2 separate regions of the Homo sapiens genome follow, and region 2 is linked to region 1. A link is an interaction called in ENCODE POLR2A ChIA-PET data of the cell type or tissue named here. Cell type or tissue: Panc1. All regions are shown on one strand.

Region 1 (4,000 bases):
CCCTTCATCCTTTATAATCTGGCTCCAAATAGTTAATTATTTTGTTTTCAACTCTTTCAATTTACTTCAACATTTTGGACAATTTAACATTATTTGGAGTTTGGTCTTCTTGGTACCATTCTCAAAGGTTTCACAGGGACTCACTCTATCACCCAAGTTGGAGTACAGTGGCACAATCATGGCTCACTGCCACCTCAAACTCCTGGGTTCAAGCAATCCTCCCACCTCAACCTCCCAAGTAACTAGGACTACAGGCACATGCCTCCACACCCAGCTAATTTTTTTTTATCATTTGTAGAGATGAGGTCTCACTATATTGCCCGGGGTGGTCTCCAACTCCTGGGCTCAAGCAATCCTCCTGCCTTGGTCTTGAAAGTGCTGGGATTACAGGCGTGAGCCACTGCGCCTGGCTGCCTTTCTTCCATCTTCTATGTTTACTTAAAATCAGGGAAATCCAAGGATAATCACGTGGGGTTCTGCTTGTGCCTCTCCATCACTAGGATTGACAAATTATTCATCAGAATTTCAAACTGCAGAATCCGTCAGCCTTCTTTTATCACATTTTTGTTCAGTCTCTAGCCGTGGACTAACAGACTTAGCTCTTTCAATCTTTCTAACGCTGGGGTACTTATCTATCTTCCTTTTCTGATTTCTACACTTAATATTAGAACATAGCTAATTACAGCATCTCACTCTGTTGCCCAGGCTGGAGTACAGTGACATGATCATGGCTCACTACAGCCTTGACCTTCCAGAATCAAGTGATCCTCCTGCCTCAGCCTCCCTAGTAGCTGAGACTACAAGTATGCACTACCATGCCAGGCTAATTTTTTTTAAAAAAAATTTTAGTAGAGACAGGATCTCACTATGTTGCCCAGGCTGAGAACATAGCCACTTTTAAAGTAATGTAAACTTCACATCATTAACCCAAATCCTCCTAACTGGTTATAAACACATCTCAAACTAATTCCTCTCTAGAACCCTCTGCTCTCTGAAAGGTGAAACAAATGGCAAGACAAGGATGCATTAGGGGCTGCATGGTGGCTCACACCTGTAATCCTAGAACTTTGGGAGGCCAAGATGGGCAGATCGCTTGAGTCCAGGAGTTTGAGACCAGCCTGGACAGCATGGCAAAACTCCATCTCTACTAAATATACAAAAATTAGCCATGGTGGCACACGCCTGTAATCCCAGCTACTTGGCAGGATGAGGCGCGCGAGAACCACTTGAACCTAGGAGGTGGCGGTTGCAGTAAGTGGAGATCATGCCACTGCACTCTAGCCTGGGTTACAGTGCAAGACTCTGTCTTTTTTTAAAAAAAATAAAAAATAAAAAGAATGCATTAGATACTCGCCTTTTCAAACCTCAAAGGCTGCAACATCCCCATCATCTGTGACGGGAAAGCAGCACCCAAACCTTCAACCTATCTGGGTGGTCTATAAGCCTGTGTGGTTGTATCTGACTCAACTCAGGGTTACTGATTTTCAAAACAACAGCAAAAAGAAAAGATCCCCCCAATCTTCTCCTGACCTACAAAATCAGAATCTCTAGACGGTAAGGCCCAGGAATCTGGGTGTGGTTTTTTTGTTGTTGTTGTTGTTTTTGGAAACAGATTCTCACTCTGTCGCCAGTATGGAGTGCAGTGGTGGGATCTCAGCTCACTGCAACCTCCACCTCCTGGGTTCAAGCGATTCTCCTGCCTCAGCCTCCCGAGTAGCTGGGACTACAGGCGCACACCACCATGCCCAGGTAATTTTTGTATTTTTAGTACAGATGGGGTTTCACCATGTTGGCCAGGATGGTCTTGATCTCTTGACCTCATGATCCACCCAACTCGGCCTCCCAAAGTGCTGGGATTACAGGTGTGAGCCACCGTGCCCAGCCAGGAATCTGTATTTTTAAGAAGTGCCACTAGATAATGCTGAAGTATTAGGAACTATTGGTTTATAGCAATGATATCCCTTTTAGTCCTCTTTGATTCCCCCATCAATTGCTCACAACTAGGCTATCATGAGTTTTTACAGAAATAAATCCCTTACTAATACTTATTTCTTCCTCTTTCAAATGCCATCAGTCCAATTAAGCAACATCTCAGTGATATCTATGAGATTTGACCTATTTCCTTTGTCTGATACTTTAAATGCATTTCCTCCTTCTATGAGGCAGCATGTTTTAGTCTTGTGAAAAACACACTGCCTGAAAGTCAGAAAAACTAGGTTGCATCTCAGTTCTGTCAACTGCTAGTTGTGTGACCTTAAGCAGATCAGTTTTCCTTTTAGGATCTCAGTCTTCCATAATATCAGAATGATATTAAATGTCTGAAATAAATTACATCATATAATCTTCACAATAACCTTCTGAGATAGGTACTCTACATACCCTCATTTTACATAGAGGGAACCTCCCAGTCTTGCTGCGAAAGTTTAAAAAACAGCATACGTAAAGAGCTAGGTAAATAAGAAGTTCACTCAAGAAATATCAGTCTTTGTTCTACTCTCCCCCAAATCCTCTCAGCAGATATCAATGGACAAGGCCGATACACAATATTCTTCTTGTTACCTTCTGCAGAAAAAATACTACGCATCTCCTCCAGCAAAAAGCTAACCCCCCCCCCTTTATTTTCTTGGTATAAGTCTCATGGCCCCTTAAATGTTTTGAGAAGAACAGGAATCACACAATCTCTATTCAGGTACCTTAGAGTGGCCACCCTCAGGAGCCATGCAGAGCATGTAACTTTCTGGTTTCAAGCCTATTCAGGACAAAGAGGTTACTGAATAAGGTGGTCCATTTGCCTGGGCTAAAAAGTGCTTTGAGGTGTTAAAACTAAGCATTTTCTGAAGTACCTATGTCTGGCTCTCATTACTCTATCATGCTGAGACTCCCCCATCTCTCACCACCACCCCCTCTTCCTAAGGCAACAAGAGGACACATTACAGCCTCAGAAAATTGAGGCCATAATACTTCGCACACAGTGCTGAAGACATGCTGCTGTTGTTAATTACAGGAACCAGATGAAAGTCTGGAAAAACTTCAATAATAAATTAAAACAATTAAAAGGCACAAATTTCAAAGCTCAATATGTAAATAACACTGTATCAAAACTCAAATGTCAATTAAATGCCCTTGACTACAACCAGTTTTAACACAGCTGCTTAGATCATACAATTACAGAAACTTTTATTATTTTAGAAATGCATTTCAAAGAGCAGCTGCAAAGAAACTTCCTTTCCCACCCACCCGTGTTATCCCTTCCCCCTCCCTAGTCACAAATCTAGTTGTAAAATCTGAAGTTCTAAACGTTTTAAAAGAAAACAATGCAATTGCTAACAGCAACAGTCCCTCAACGGATGCCTTTCACTTGGAAAACACCAACCTAAGGTTTCAGACAGAAATGAAGTGAAAAGAAGCTCAGGTCACAAAGTCTAACATCTTTTTTCCATAAAACACCCAGGAAACAAAACAACAAAGTGACAGACACCTATATGATGTCAGAATGAATCAATTCGGGAATCAGTGGGTGAATAATTAAAATTTCCTACCAATAAATCTTACTACCTCTGGAGAAGCAGGTGTTTCCTGCCTCTCTGGGCTTTTTCTTAAGCTGCCATCCTCAGAGTACCCAATAGATGCCAGGCATATTATAACATATTATCATTAATCCTCACACAATACCCATAAAGTATTACTATTATTCCCACACAGAGGAGGAAACTGAGGCTCCAGAAAGTGGGACCACACAGCTGTAAAGTGTAAGGGCTAGGATTCAAACCAAGGGCCTGTGTGACTCCAGCACCCATGCTTTTTCCTGTCACGCTGCTCTGGCCGTGTACCCATCCTAAAGCCTTATCTACGCTCTGTTTCTTCCACATCTCCTGGGACTTTTAATCTAATCTCTGTCACATTTATGGTCCATAATGGCTTATCATCCTTTCTTGGGGATAAGACAATTGAATAAACCAGGGCCAGACAGCCAAGTGTTTCAAAACTCTTAATTGCTTAG
Region 2 (4,000 bases), 80 kb after region 1:
GCATGCCGATGTCATGAAGCTTCCATAAAAACCTAAGATGTGAGCAGTGGCTCATTCCTGTAATCCCACCACTTTGGGAGGCCAAGGCAGGTGGATCAGTTGAGCCCAGGAGTTTGAGACCAGCCTGGGAAACATGGAACACCTGGTCTATACAAAAAAATGAAAAATTAACCGAGTGCACACCTGTGATCCAAGCTACTCAGGAGACTGAGGCAGGATTGCTTAAGCCCGAAAGGTCAAGGCTGTGGTGAGCTGTTTGTGCCGCTACACTCCAGCCTAGGCAACAGAGCAAGACCGTCTCAAAAACAAAACAAAACAAAAAAACCAAGAGGACAGGGTTCTAGACAGATGAACAGGTGGAGGTTCCTGGAGGGTGGCACACTCACAGAGGGCATGGAAGCTCTGCCCCATACCTCACCCTACACATCTCTTCATCTATATCCTTTGTAATAATATCCTTTATGATAAACTGGTAAATGTTACCTGTTTCCCTGAATTCTGTGAGCCTTTCCAGCAAATTAATTGAACCCACAGTATGGGTAGCGGGAACCCCAACTTGAAGCAAGTTGGTCAGAAGGACAAAAGCCCAGGCTTGCCACTGGTATGTGGGGTAGGGGGGCAATCTCGGGGACCAAGCCCTCAATCTGTGGGATCGGACACTATCTCTAGGTAGATTGTGTCGGAATTGAATTGGGGAACACACAGCTGGTGCCCGCTGCAGAACTGATTGCTCACTAGTGGTGGAGAGAAACCCACTCCCACACATTTGGTCACAGAAGCCTTCTTCTGTGTTCATGACTGCTGTTGTACTGGTTTGAGAGCAGAGGAAAAACATGGTTTGAGAGTTTTTCCCAAAACAAGCAGTATCTATTAAAGCTAAATATATGCCTACCCCCATTACCCAGTAATTCTGTTGGGTTCTCATACCCAAGAGAAACAAGTGCTCATGTCTACCTTAGAATTGCTGTCCACAGTAGCAGACAAAAATTAGAAGCAACTCACGTATTCATCAATAACAGCCAAGTACTCAGCAACCCAAGCATTTCATCAACCAAGTAAAACAAACAAACTGAATATTTACAATGGAATAATGCATAGAAAAAAAAAAACTACAGCCACACATAATAAAACGGATGAATTTTACAGACATAATAATAATGAGTGGGGGAACAAAACCACAAGAGTATATACTCTATAATCCTATTTACATAAATTTCAAAAACAGACATAACTAGCCTACAGTGAAAGAGGTCAGAAAAGGCCTTTAAGAAGAGAGTTCATTGACTGGATGAGCTACAGGCAAGAGGAAGCCTTGAAATGCTCTGGAAAAGGTCTATAATTTGATCTAGGTAGTGGTTACACGATGTGCTGTGCACACATGTAAAAATTCATTGAGCTGTACACTTAAAACATGTATTCTTTAATGTAAGTTATACACAATAAAACATACCTATACAAATGCTCTTTTAACCAATCTCTGTTTATCCTCCAAAGCCGGAAGCTTATTACACAGTAGCCAGGCATGGCTTGTCAGTCAATCTCACTTCTAGTCTACCCATTTACATGTACTTCATGTCTATCTCCCTCAGCATGTGTGGGCTGGAGGTAATACTAAATATCCAGAATAATGGCACCGGTAATGGAACTAGATAAAGTCATGCTCCAATCAGGGAGAATTTCTGACAAAATAGTTATAAACAGTCTAGATGATCATAATATGGTATAATTTTAAGTGTGGGGGAAAGGACCTTATGAATTCACTATCCTTTTAACTTCTAGTAGCGATTGTAGGAAAATTAAATACATGCAGCAAGCTCCTTAAAAATAAGTATATAGCTTTCCAATCTTGTTTAAAAATTTAGCTCCATAATTATAAGGAAAATTATAGAAAAAAAGAATCGCACTATAAATATTTACTTTATGCACAATTTTCAAAAATAAAGGCAGGTCGAAGTTACATTTTTTGCAGAAGCATGTTATTTGCATATTATAAAACTAAGCTTTACGGTGACGACATGCCTAAAACTATTACTACTGCCTTCCAAAATTAACCAACAGGTTATAAAAACAAGCAGTTAACTTTCAGACACTGATTTATGAAGGCAAAGCTTTTCAGAAACAGGACTCTCTTAATAGTCTGATTTACATTCATATCAATACAAACACACATATACGCACAGCTATCAACACAGTCATCCACTCTACATCTAAAATGTCTCATTTCCTCCTCTTCATACCATCTGTTACTATCTCATCTTTCCTTCCCTGGGACATTCCAACAGTAAATGAATCAGTCCCCCTGCTCCAATTTGCCCTGCTCTAAAGCATCCTCTAATCTGACAACTGGAGTGATCTTTGTAAACCACAGATCTTGCTCTAATGTTCACAGTCACCTCCCTTCTCAACCACATCCACCACCCTCATACCTCCTCCAATCTAGGCAGGGATCACACGCTCAAAAACTTACATGTGGCTCACACCTGTAACCCCAACAGCTCAGGAGGCCTGGGCAGGAAGATTGCTTGAGGCCAGGAGTTTGAGACCAGCCTGGGCAACAGTGAGACCCAGTATCTAAAAAAAATTATAAAAATAGACCAGATGCAGTGGCTCACACCTATAATCCTAACACTTCAGGAGGTTGAGAGATAAGGATCATTTGAAGCCAGTTCAAGACCAGCCTGTGCAACACAGCAAGACTTCGTCTCTACAAAAAAAAAATTAAAAAATTAAAAAATTAGCTGGGCATGGTGGCATGCTGCTGTAGTCCCAGCTACTTGGAGGCTGAGGTGGGAGGATGGCTTGAGCCCAGGAATTAGAGGCTGCAGTAAGCTATGACTGCACCTCTGCACCACTTCAGTCTGGGGAACAGAGCAAGAAGACCCTGTACCGAAAAATAAAATATGATTTTAAAACTTAGCCAGACATGGTGGCATGCACCAGCAGTCCCAACTACTTGGGAGGCTAAGGCAGGAAAATAGCTTACGTCCAGGAGGTCAAGGCTGCAATGAGCCATGATCACACCACTGTACTCCAGCCTGGGTGGCAGAACAAGATTCTGACCCAAAAAAATAAAAATTAAAAATGTATATGACCAATTAGATAAAGTGAAATTGGTCTCATAGGAGTTACGTACAGGAAAGTACAAGCTCTGACTCAAAAGGACAGCTACTACTGAGCTCCAATTTTCAAACAAAACCACAAATTAGTGTTTTCATATGAAATGTCCCAATTTTTAAAATCTGGCCAGGAGCGGTGGCTCACATCTATAATACCAGCACTTTGGGAGGCCAAGGCAGGTGGATCACTTGAGGCCAGGAGTTTGAGACCAGCCTGGCCAACATGGTGAAACCCCATCTCTACTAAAAATACAAAAATTAGCCGGGCATGGTGGTATGCACCTGTAGTTGCAGCTACTCAGAAGGCTGAGGCCTAAGAATCACTTGAACCTGGGAGGTGGAGGTTGCAGTGAGATCACACCATTGTACTCCAGCCTGGGTGACAGAGTGAGACTCTGTCTCAAAAACAAATAATAAATAAATAAATAAAATCCGTGTGGACCAGGCCAGGTGTGGTGGCTCACCCCTGTAATCCCAACACTTTGGGAGGCCAAGGAGGATGGATCATCTGAGGTCAGGAGTTCAAGACCAGCCTGGCCAACATGGCAAAGCCCCATCTCTGCTAAAAATACAAAAATTAGCCAGGCATGGTGGTGTGCGCCTGTAGTCCCAGCTACTTAGGAGGCTGAGATAGGAGAATCGCTTGAACCTAGGAAGTAAGGGTTGCAGTGAGCCGAGATGGCGCCACCGCACTCCAGCCTGGGCAACAGAGTGAGACTCCGTCTCAAAAAAAAAAGAAAAAAAAAATCCGTGTGGACCACATAAAATATGTTTGTGAAGCTCTACCTATCCACAGGTTATTAGCTTGCATCTTATGACATAAAGCAGGGATCCCCAACCCCAGGCTGTGGACTGGTATCAGTCTGTGACCTATTAAGAACTGG

The links. Peaks named below come from ENCODE experiments on the same cell type or tissue, not always from the same donor. Only the 100,000 strongest peaks of a DNase experiment are listed, where the experiment ranks them.
Region 2: POLR2A ChIA-PET joins it to region 1 with 6 read pairs; 5 of 35 experiments call an interaction of 5 or more read pairs at or near these places.

Annotation. Positions count from the first base shown.
Region 1 is chr5:171,902,986-171,906,985 of GRCh38, forward strand. The region is part of intron 4 of FBXW11 (F-box and WD repeat domain containing 11); the gene reads right to left. Among named protein-coding and RNA genes, the nearest start is that of FBXW11, 100 kb to the right of the region's middle. In Panc1, no CTCF peak of the experiment used is centred here; no DNase peak of the experiment used is centred here.
Region 2 is chr5:171,982,885-171,986,884 of GRCh38, forward strand. The region is part of intron 1 of FBXW11 (F-box and WD repeat domain containing 11); the gene reads right to left. Among named protein-coding and RNA genes, the nearest start is that of FBXW11, 22 kb to the right of the region's middle. RefSeq lists an enhancer at 299-1,071. In Panc1, no CTCF peak of the experiment used is centred here; a DNase peak (open chromatin) is centred at 2,277; H3K27ac peaks cover 1,149 bases.